Linked DNA regions of Homo sapiens: region 2 is linked to region 1. The links are chromatin contacts, found by Hi-C or POLR2A ChIA-PET in ENCODE. All regions are on one chromosome and are shown on one strand. The core of a region is the stretch at or near the end of the contact, and the rest is flanking DNA. Distances in the headings are between cores, read along the strand shown.

Evidence for each region. A loop is a pair of places that touch in the nucleus more often than their neighbours do. ChIA-PET counts read pairs that join two places held with the same protein, here RNA polymerase II (POLR2A). Pooled maps may share reads with other maps.
Region 2: a map of B cell shows a loop between it and region 1 (4-fold over the local background). The contact joins two enhancer-like sites. A Hi-C loop is called at or near these places in 3 of 168 maps with a recorded cell type or tissue (B cell, Calu3 and HepG2) and 3 of 50 pooled maps. POLR2A ChIA-PET finds 5 or more read pairs at or near these places in 7 of 52 experiments (Caco-2, HepG2, MCF 10A and 4 more).

The regions. Positions count from the first base shown.
Region 1 is chr2:164,863,880-164,869,870 of GRCh38, forward strand. No RefSeq gene overlaps it. Among named protein-coding and RNA genes, the nearest start is that of COBLL1, 25 kb to the left of the region's middle. Within about 2 kb of position 2,697, at least 2 of the 41 ENCODE cell types and tissues checked have a DNase peak (open chromatin) inside an H3K27ac peak, as active enhancers do; they include B cell, where a contact is called at or near this core.
Region 2 is chr2:164,905,722-164,911,712 of GRCh38, forward strand. It overlaps SLC38A11 (solute carrier family 38 member 11), which reads right to left. Exons shown (of 12, transcript NM_001351537.2): 10 at 5,915-5,991; 11 at 2,919-3,050. Among named protein-coding and RNA genes, the nearest start is that of SLC38A11, 47 kb to the right of the region's middle. Within about 2 kb of position 4,495, at least 6 of the 41 ENCODE cell types and tissues checked have a DNase peak (open chromatin) inside an H3K27ac peak, as active enhancers do; they include B cell, where a contact is called at or near this core.

The DNA of each region.
Region 1 (5,991 bases), core at 1,447-3,946:
GAAAAACTTGGAATAATAAATCTAGTAAAATGTAATTTGAGGTTCTTTGTGAAATTTTCATAAAGAAAATTCATAAAGAAACTTCAGGCTAGAAGTTAATTTTCTAGCCTGGGTAGTTGTTCAACATTATATGGCTCTAGATATGCCGACCTTAGCAAGGAGGTTAATTAATACTTTGTGCCACAATCATATGGCAAGATAAAATGAGACCAGTCTTCTTTTATTTTCAAAAATAATCTTTGGGGATTTGTTGTTGTTTGTATAGTTGTGACCTTAAGTAAATTGGAAAATATTTTATGCCCACTGAAAAGAACAAGTTTTTGATATCTAGACTAGTGGTTGTTGGGATTTCTGCCCTTGGAACCAGGTTTAACATTCTGTTTCCCTCATTAATGAGCTAAATAAATCTTTGACACATGTTTATTCTACATTTGTTTTAGTCAGTTTTTCAACTTTTTGAAAATGATACATTATCACAAACATAATGAAATTCAGTTTAGGTTTCATATCTAACTTTTAATAACTTGATTGTAATTAATAATTTTTAACTTTGGAATTTTACTATAACATAATGATTGTTTAACTTTGTTTTTGAGCTATTAATTTTTACAATCTTAAAGGAAACACTTCACTGTAATTTGTTGATTACATTGCTCTTGGTCTTAGAAATTTCTGTAATGTTAAATGAGATGGAAAGATTATATTTCTCTAATTCAACTGGTTAATTATTACTCTGTTTGAACATAAAAGCCACCAGATCTATTTCTTGATTATTTATTTCCTTACTTGTCTTGACCTTGCAAGAGTATTTTCCAGTTATTGAATTCATTGCTAGCACTAATATTTGAATTCACTTCTAGTCATTTTTACATTAAAGAAACCACAGAGAATATGTTTTTTGAGTATGATGTACTACAATTTAGGAGCAACTGTAATTGGGCAAGTGAGAACTGGTCACTAGAAGAAAGGGAGCAAATATCAATGATCAAGTATAAAATGCAGTGACTAGGAGCAACAGGCAGAGAATAGTATTAGCAGTGAGACGAAAATTTTTATAAATTATTTTAATGGGGCAAATTAACCATTTTTAGTAAATTGCACGTGGTAAAAACAACAAAATATGTATTTTTCTTACTTTACCTTTGGATTTCTCATAGAATGTCTTTAATTTTGATGTATACATTGCAACCAGTTACAGTATTTTAAATGACTGGAATACCTAGACCAAATTTTGCTAAATGGTATTTTAAAAATTCTTGCCTGTTTGTTGTGTAGAGAATTTTTGTAAGATGGATAGAGTAGTTGTTTTTGATTAGTTAATAGGTCTTCATGACCATCTTTCCCAGTGAGTCTTATACTCCAACTTTTAATCTAAGTAATTGCTATGGCATTAGCTTAATTGCTCAGCCGGGAAACTCTATCAGTGACTGTCAAACAAAAACAACAACAGGATATAACTCCTTATTTTTATTTCAAAAATAGTAATTAGATTCACCAACAGCTGTACTAAATTCCTTTATTACATGACCAATGCAAAAACTGAGATCCTGTTATAGATTATATGGAACTAGTCTTTCCCAGACGAACATGCAGTTAAAGAAAAAAATTAACATTAAATTAAAGGAAGAAGTATTACATTTGCATTCAGAAGTATTACATTTATTAAGAGATGTCCTGATTCATTCTTTTTACCTAAAGTCACATGGAAATGCTTCAGGGTATCAGTTCCCACCTTGAGTATTGGTTGACTGAATGATTAATATGGAGAAAAGTCTGTCCTAAATTTATCTGGAACCATGGAAGAAGAAAGTAGGCTATGTGTATATTTTTTCCTACATTTATGTTTTCGTATTTAATATACACCTGAGTATGTTGACAGCCAACATTTCAGTCACTATAAAAGCTTATTTTTCCTGTCTATATATCTTTTCTCAGACTAGTAGACTCTAGTAGAAATTGTTCTGTTTCTGTATTAATCAATGTGAGTAGCACATGAGGACTCGATTAGTTAGCTTGATCTGGAATGGATCATAGTACTTTAATCTATAATTGTTTATGCTAGATTTAGTGGCAATGTATATGCTATAGTTGTAGGGTAGAAAATTCACTCATTATACAGATGTGTAAAGAATGTGTGGATTTTTATTTATCTATAACTAATCCAATTTTTTTGATAATTCAGTCAGTGGGGGACTGAAAGTGGCACCACTCACCATCAACCCTAGTGATCCACTAGCAAAATTTTTGCTTCCTGTTCCCGTGACATTATGTTCTGCTGGTCTAGAGGTCTTAGTTCCAGGGGGAGGAATGCTGCCACCAGGAGACACAATTACGATTCCATTAAATTGGAAGTTAAGACTGCCACCTGGACACTTTTGGCTCCTTCTACCTTGAAGTCAATAGGCTAAGCAGGGGATTACAATGTTGGCAGGGGTGATTGACCCAGACTATCAAGATGAAATCAGTCTACTACTCTACAATGGAGGTAAGGAAGAGTCTGCATGGAATACAGGAGATCCATTAGGGTGTCTCTTAGTATTACCATGCCCTGTGATTAAGGTCAATGGGAAACTACAACAGCCCAATCCAGTCAGGACTACAGATGACCCAGACCCTTCAAGAAAGAAACATGACCTGCTAAGGTGCTTGCTTAAGGCAAAGGGAATACAGAATGGGTAGTGGAAGAAGGTAGTCATCAAAACCAGCTACAACCTCATGACCAGCTGCAGAAACGGGAACTGTAACTGTCATGAGTATTTCCTCCTTCTTTTGTTAAAAACATGTTTGCATGTATACACTTGTACTAAGAAAATATCTTCATTTTACTTCCTTTCTCCTTTGTCATGGGACATAAGATTTATTGACTTCACATCAGCATTTGAGTATTGTTAACTTTATGTAATAGTATTTGTGTTGGGGATTGGTGCGTTTCCAGTTGTACAAAGATAGTTGTATTATGTTAGGCATAATTATGACCTTATTATTGTCTTTATTTGAAGATTATGTATGATCTCAGGAGGTGTGTATGGGTTGACAAGTGGTGGACTTGTGATGGTTAATACTGAGTGTCAACTTGATTGGATTGAAGGATGCAAAGTATTGATCCTGGGTGTGTCTGTGAGGGTGTTGCCAAAGGAGATTAACATTTGAGTCAGTGGGCTGGGGAAGACAGAGTCACCCTTAATCTGGGTGGCCACAATCTAATCAGCTGCCAGTGTAGCTAGAATATAAGCAGGCAGAAAAATGTGAAAAGGAGAGACTGGCCTAGCCTCCCAGCCTAAATCTTTCTCCTGTGCTGGATGCTTCCTGCCTTCAAACAATGGACTCCAAATTCTGCAGTTTTGGAGCTCAGACTGGCTCTCCTTGCTACTCAGCCTGCATATGGCCTATTAAGGGATCTTGTGATCATGTGAGTTAATACTTAATAAACTCTCCTTTATATGTATGTAAAGGAGATATATATATATATATATATATATATACACACACACATACATACACACACACACACACACCACATCCCTTCACTGCCTCCCCATTGTTATAATATATATTATATATATGTATTCCATGAGTTCTGTTCCTCTAGAGAACCCTGACTTAATACAGGGGGTAATTGGGGTAAGGGTTAAAATTTCAATTTGCCAATTCAAGGTATATCAATTTCTTAAGTTTAGACAGTTTTTCTAGTTAAGACAACCTGATTGGGTAAACATTTAGTCAATTCCAAATTCAACTCGTTATTAGGACTTTGTCCTGTGCCTGCCTCCCTTATAAGAGGGCAACTCGATGGGAAGCATAAGATTCTCATTGGAGGAGAGAGTGCCTCATGATGGTCTTCATGCAGATCCAGCTCATGGATTTGCAACTGTTGATGTCTATTAACTTGTGCTCACTCTAGTTCGGTTCTTGAGTGTTTTGCTGGTGTGTATGAATGAAATCTATGGCTAGGAAATTGCGGTATGTTCATCTTAAGTCAGAACCTAATTGTTTTTCCATAACTACGTCCTATCTTACTTAATCCTAGTTTGCACTACAGATCCTGCATTTGTTCTGGTGTGTCTCCCCCTTGCTCCCAAGTTTGGGTGCCCTTTTGGAAATCTTTAGCTATAGGAGGACTTTGACCTCCTCTTGCAACCATGTTGGGTGAGCACCCAACTAGTTTTTGAAATACTAGTAGTGCCTGCTTGTTATGGACAGGAATTTTTGGGTCCCTTTTATGCTATGTGTAGTCTTTGTGGAGTCACAAATACTGCTGGAGGAGGAATCACATCCCTTCACTGCCTCCCCACTGTGTTTAACCACATCCCTTCACTGCCTCCCCACTGTTATAATCCTCCTTTCTCTCCCTGTATCAGTGTGAAGTTTATTTCATAGCAACCTACTCCCAGGATACCAAGTGGAACATGGGACAAATATTTTCCATTTTTGGCTCCTTTCTCCACCTAGTATTCCATCCTCCCATGATTTTAACCCTGAGGAGTATAGGCAGAATATAAGATATGTCTGAAAGGCTGTTTTCTCTGCCTCTGTTTTTACTTCCCAATATCACCTCTCCTGAAAGGGAAAGACTTTCTGCTCCTTATTCCTCTTTGAAATAACTTGCTGATGTGAGATCATGGGTTTCCTTTTCTCTGTGGTCTGTAATGAAACCCTGCCATTCAATTTGTTTGGCATTGTTCTTAATATATTAATCAGAAATAAACTTAGAAAATGTTTTGTTTCAAAACATTCTGATACAGAAGCTTATTGACTATCGGTGAACTCAAAAATTACATTTGGTTGTCAAAAGCTGAATGTTTTACTTTTTCACATCTTTGCTGTAATTGTCATAGCTACCCTAGAGACATATGGATGCCTCTGAAACTGTTTGTTTATTTTTTCACTCAGCAAAATCTTACTGAGCAGATTTTATGTGCTTGGCACAGTTTCAGGTGTTTGCATGCTAGTGGCAGAGGCAAGCAATAAGCAATAGAGTTAAGGAAAGTATTAGAAAGTGATAAATGCCAAGTTGAAGAATATAGGAGGGAAGGGCAATTGGAAGTGTTGGGGGGAGTTGTGCTATTCTCGATGGGGTAAAGACCTCACTGAGAACATGACTTTTGAGAAAAATCTTAAGAAATGAAAGGAGTTAATCATCCTGTATCTGGAGGGAGACCATTTTAGGCAGAGAAAAATCACAAGTTCAAAGGCTTAAAGGTAGGAAATGTGTCTGCTTGGAACAAGAAAGGCGCAGATGAGTTCAGACAGGTAACCAGGAAGGCTTTTCACAAAGTGTCCCAGGGGATAGAACATCTAGTCAACCAGAGGGGTGGCTGGCTTATTACATCCATTGATTGTTTCTGTCATGTTTTTTCTTTCACTCCCCTGTCCCTAACTCCCGTTTACTGAGATCATACTTCTAAATTAACCACTTTCACTTAATTAAGCCTTTGTCGTAGACTCTGCTTCATGGAGAATCCAGGCAAAAGTTTTTCTTTGTTTGTGTTTGCTTTTGTTTCTCTATCTTCTGCCATTTCAGTGGCACAGAGGTACCTGATCAATCCTTAGCATTCAGAAGATTTTCTGGTAAATGACAGACACTCAATAAATATGTGTTGAATTTAATTGAAAGTAATTTGGTTCTCCAATTCTAAGTTCAGGACTAGCAATTTGGAACTGCAGTGCCAAAGCACAACTATGAAAATCACACATTACCTCATAGGTCATTGAACTAAACTATAAGGAGTCCAAGTTATATGACATATAGAGTAGGGTTAAAGGGCTTCTGTTCAGGAGGAAGACTGGGTTATGTGTCACTTGCTACCTGTGTAAATTTGGAAGATTCCTGAACCTCTCTGTGCTGTAATTTTCTCATCTCTAAAATGGGAATAATAATAACCCAAAAATCAAATTATTGTTGTGAGTACTAAATGAATGAACATGTAGGATGTATATGGCATGTAGTAAGTACAATATACATGTTTGCTATAATAATAATCATTATTGATT
Region 2 (5,991 bases), core at 3,245-5,744, 44 kb after region 1:
TAGGTCATAACAGACAATTTAGCACTCTAATTTTTAATGTATGTCTATATAATCAGGTTTTAAAAAAATCTAAAGATCTTGAATCATATTTTAAATTTTAAAAATAGTCCTCCAGGGCCAGCTCAGATCTTGACTTTAAAATAGATATTCACAATGTATTCTTCTATGATTATTCTTTAATACCAGAATTCTGTATTAACCAAAACAGTTTTCAATATAAGTATAATAGAGAATATTTAATATGATTATATGCCTACAATTTTGTTGTGCAAATGCCATGGAGATTAGCAATTAACTTTACAGAAAGTAATGGCTAGATTTACAAAAAAAACTCATTCCTGAAAAATGAGCAATATGTGTGCACTTGATTAACTTGAAAACAAAAAAAAATTTGTTGGGCTATCACTATGTAGTGAATGTTCAGGCAGATAATAAATATATTTTGTCTTACAACAAAATCCTAAAATATCAACAAACAAATTTGTGGACTCAAACAAGATATTTCATAAAACAGGAAAAAACAGGGCTTGGAAATCATTATGTTGATTATCTCCACAGCATAGGTGAAAGATTACTACTACTGTCAACAGCAACCATTTTTTATAACATTTCATTTCCTGGTACTACATTAAAGAAAGCATCTTGTGTCTAAGAATATTTATAGAAATAGATCCTGAACTGTAGTCCCAAGGTGCAATCACCCATGCAATAATTTCAGCACTGTGTCCTTAGCCCTGTGCCAAATACTATGGAGGAGGGAGGAGGTGGTTAAGTATTTTTGTCTTCAAAGAGCTTACCAATTGTTAGGTAAGGCAAGCTTATGGACAGCTTCAACAATACATGACACGAGATAATACATAAATTAAGTCAGCGCATTAATGTAGTAGTGATCCATCTACACAAATCAAGATTGGTATGCGAAATGATTTTTAGTGGCCCTACTAGTGTTTGGCCTATGCAAAACTGGGAAGAAGGTAAAAGTTACCTTTGACACTTGCTTACTTTCCTATGAGCTTTCCTTCCACTGTTGGTAGAATAGACAATTACCAGTCTCCTGAGGTTTTGGAAACTGCTTACTCCCCACTTTCCATTTACAAGAAAGTCCCCAGTAGGGTCCCTGACTGAATTCCCTCCTGCCTTTGTATGGAATTTCAAATCAAAATGGCCTCTGGATGACATAGTAACTTGGGCACTGACAATAATACCTTCACCTATGCCTCAATTCTCAATGAAACGAGTAAATGATGACTTGGGATCCCATCTGTATGGGTTTGCCCTCCCTGTGGTGCATGACCAATAAGTGCTAACTGGTGGGTGATTCTGATGAGAAATTCTGTAAGGATTGTAGAAGATTAGCCACTTTGTAGTGGTAGAACAACTTCCATTCCTGTCTTAGCAAATGACATCATTATTCTAGTTCCACAAAATACAACCAAGAAGTCATTCTGCCCCCTGTCTTCCCAATGGAATCTGTGTCACCAAATTATGCCAATCTTTTCTGAAAAATGTGTTTTGGGAATCCATCCATTTCCCTCTGTCTTCTTTTCTCTTTTTTTTTTTTTTTTTTTTTGAGACCGGGTCTCACTCTGTTGCCCAGGCTGGAGTGCAGTGGTGCCATCTCAGCTCACTGAAACCTCTACCTCCTGGGCTCAAGCAATCCTCTCACCTCAGCCTCTCAAGTAGCTGGGACTACAGGCACATGCCACCAAACCCGGCTAATTTTTTGTAGAGACGGGGTTTCACTGTGTTGCCCAGGCTGGTCTCCAACTCCTGGGCTCAAGCAATCCATCCACTTTGGCCTCCAAAAATGCTGAGATTACAGTGTGAGCCACCGTTCCTGGCCTCCTCTGTCTTCATCACCTATATTGCAGTTGAACTTTTATGTTTATTTGTGAGAATGCACAGGTCCTTTCTTATTGCATTCATCCTTATATTCTATTGTGTGGCACATAGTAATTACTCAATAAATATATGATCAGTGAATGTGAATAAAGGAATTAGAAGTTGCACTGGATCTTAAAGTTTTTGTAAAATTTGGACAGAAATGAAAGAAAAATAATCATTATCGGAAATAAAAAGCAGATAGGACAAAGAATAATGGAAAGAATTGATATGGCTTATTCACAGGCCAAAAAATTAGATTGACTAGAGCTGAACATAAATTTTGGGAAGTAAATGGGAAATAGTTTTACACAGAAGACAAGATGGTAGAAGCAACGGAATTTATACTTGCTCTGGTAGGAAAATGCCGATAAACTGAAAGCAGAACTTAAATACATGATAGTTGAAACAGAGCTGGGATTAATTCAACTGTGATATTATGAGGACTTCTATTTGGTTGATGGCAGTGCAGACTATAAAAGAAAGATCTGGAGAAAGAAAAATATTTAAAGAAAAAGAAATTTTGTCATAGCAAGTGAATGGATATAACTTGAATCCTTTCATATTTCTCATAAATTTCACTAGATATATTATTATTCAGCAAAGTCCAAATCCACTTAATTTATAGCTATTTTTAGTAACATTTATGTGTTATAGTAAATGAGATATGCAAAAGTACTCTAAACCAGGGTTTCTCAACCTCAGCACAATTGACATTTTGGATCAGATAATTTTTTGCTGTGAGAGACCTGCACATTGTGGGATGTATATCCCTGGCCTCTATCCACTAGAGGCCAACAGCACTGCCTACCCAGTTGTGACGACCCCATATGTCTCTAAACAACCACTACTTTAAAACTATATAGTCCCACAAAGTGCACAGAATCATCATTGAAAATATTTACTATTACAAACATATTTTGATTCCACTTCAAAAGTGACACTTTTGTTAAGGAAAATACATCTTATGTTAAATGTAATCATTATCTTTTAAAGAGAATTTTAGAGTGAAGGGGTAAATCTTTGCACGTACTCACATTGAGTTCTAGAACTATCCCGAGGCAATCAATCAGCAATGACACAAGCGTGGCTACAGTGATGACCATCACTGTTACAACAATGTGGAAAACCGATGAAAGATTCCCACCAAAAAACACATTGGCAATTACCTGCCGAATAAACAGATTATTTTGAGAGGGACTTTTAAAGGCATGCAGGATTTATTGAGGGAGTATTTTACAATAGTATTTAGGAATATATAAAATACTACCAACAAGGCTATTAATCAAATCTTAAGTCACTAGGAATGTTCTATATTTTCCAAATTACTTACATACAGACACACATATCAATAACAAGTATTCTTTGTTGAACTATTAGTCAGTGGATTATATTACAGACCTATAGTGTGGCATACCGATGTTTCAATACATGTATCTTTCAAGTACAGGAGAGACTTTGGAAAGTTATCTTATCCTTCTTTCTTGAGTCCAATAGGTTACTACTAAAACAAACTAAACATGCTATTTAGATTATTTGCATGGCCTCTAAGAAGTAGCTGTCACATTTCCCTTATTAATACTGGATGTGTAATATCCTTTACTAACAGGAAATTAATTCTGCATTAACTAATTCCTATTTGTTATAATTTAAGTCTATTTTATCTTGCCTTTCCTCAACAAAAATGGGCAAGAGTTCATCACCATTTTTCATGACTACTCAGATCAGGAAAGCAATAAAAAATTACTGACTTAATGTGTCCCATATTATGATATGGTTTGCAAAGATAAAATGTCAGGGAAATGATTCCTATTCTCAGGAATTAATTTTTGGAGGCATACAACGAAACTTAAAAAAGCAAGTAGAGATCAATTTATAACAGGACAAAAAAGATCAAGGAGAATTTAGGACTAGAAGGAGCTTTAGGTATCTAGAGCCGTCTCCTTACAGTAATCTCCTTTACAGCATCCCTGAAATATGCTTGACCTACCTTGGTTTGAGGTAGGGCTTGAAACATGCACAGGATTTGGAGCAGAATTATAGGCTGAGACAAGAGCGTGAAAAAGAGCAAAGAGGTAATAACAGGAACAATACCTATGGAGGATAAAGAGAAGATAGTCTGAATAAGTAGTGACCCTGTGCAAAAGAACAGTGAGACAAAGAGTTGGAAATAACAGAAGGTCAGATATTGAGGTATCATAAAGAAGCCATCTCTCTAAGCTGTGCTGCCTGGATATGCAACATCTCCCATGTGTCACATACTGCCATGACTTTGCTAATAATTTAATGGTGATATTAATAACATAAGTTGTAATGTCTCTCCAAGTATTATCTTATTTAAGATCCATTCTTACAGATGCCTCTATGATATAATTGTGAGAGTGAAAAATCACTTAGTGAGGCAGGTAGTAAGAGATATTTGTTAAGGGTAGACAGCCTTTTTAGTGCTTTTATGAATTGAAACAGTTTGATTATATTTTTGTCAGTCATACATTTGTGTGTGTACCTGTGTGTGTGTGCAGAATGAAGAGTAAGAGAAGGGAAAGTTATAGACACCATTCTTCTGCTGAGTATTTGCTATTGTGGCAGAGATCTTGATTCAGTTCTATCTTCCTGCCACAGCAGCTAGAAAGGAAACTCAAGTTTCAAGTACTAAACACAGAAGTTGTGCAGGTGAAGTGACTCAGATCGTCTGCAGGCAGGCAGTTTACTAGCAACCACGTGAGAATGCACCATCTGTTCTTACTTGCTGATCTAGAGATTAGATTTGAACCTACGTACTGAGCAGAAGCTAAAATAATACCATGTCCTGCATCTGACAATAGCTAGTAAAGTTTCGAAAGGCTCTTAAATTTAAAAAAAAATTAGTTCAGTCTATTTCTCCTTTATAGTCAAGGTAGAGAACTGGCCTGTGAGTTATACATGTGTGAGGGAGAGAAGTGCTAGTTGTAAAGGACATACACAGTGCTAAACATTTCCCTCTTCTGTTTCCCCGTGCAGTCAGTTCCTTATCCCTGGGACTGACTTAAAGTAAGCCCTGGCTTGCCTCAAGAAGCCTGCTGATTATTTAGTGTATTTAAAGCTCTGTAGATATTTCACTTATCTCATTAGACCCTTTCACATGGTGCACTGTATAAACAGCCTCTAGGAACAGATCCTATGACTGAGCCCTTTTCAGTGTGGTCCCTGAAAGACCCACTGTGAAGCAAGATCATGTTTTACTGCCGACTGGTACAGTGGATTTTTAGCTGACAGCATAAGGGATTCCTGACAGGCCATGTTATCCAATTTTACACCAAAAGAATGAATTCTCTTTCAGATAATATTTCTCTACAAATACAAGTGGAATATATAACCCAATTTAGAGCTGACTTTGACAATACAATATATTTATATGTAAATAATATCCTATATATTTGTTATTATTTATATTATTAGTTTATGTTATGTATAGTTGTAAATATACACGTCTACATGTATAAATACATAAATAAAATGTATCTGTAAAACTAAAAGTTTCAGTTGAATTTTGGTTCTCCATGGAATATAAGATATTTTAGTTTTTAAAAAATAACAAAACCAGTTAGAATCTGTAGATTCTACAGTGCCTTTAATACATGTTGACTGATAAAACATCTAAGCAAAAAGACAGTTTTGTAAAACATGTTTTAAACCTTGATACTTAATTTCTTTGTAAGAATGCCTTAAAAGCAACAACTTTAGTTTGGCTGTCGCAAAAGGCTGGCAGTCACTTTGGAATGCAGTTGTATAAATATTTGTGCTCACAGAAATATAAGCCAAATCTACCAAACCTAATTTTCAAACCGAACTTTTGAAAAATTGTCTTGTAAACATCTGAATATAAATTCATCTTTAAACTCTGACATTTTAGAGTCAAAAAAGAAAATTTTACAAATTATACCATTTGTCATGCCCTTGGGAATTTGCCAAACTGTATTATTTATAAATCTTCCTAAATTAAATGTGGCAGAGAGATCACCTGGGTAAAGCGTTGGGAAGGAACCGCGCTTACCTCTCTTGTCACAAAGCATTCCATAGGGTATGTCAAAATGACAGTGACACCATAACAAAATCTTCCAAATGTTACCA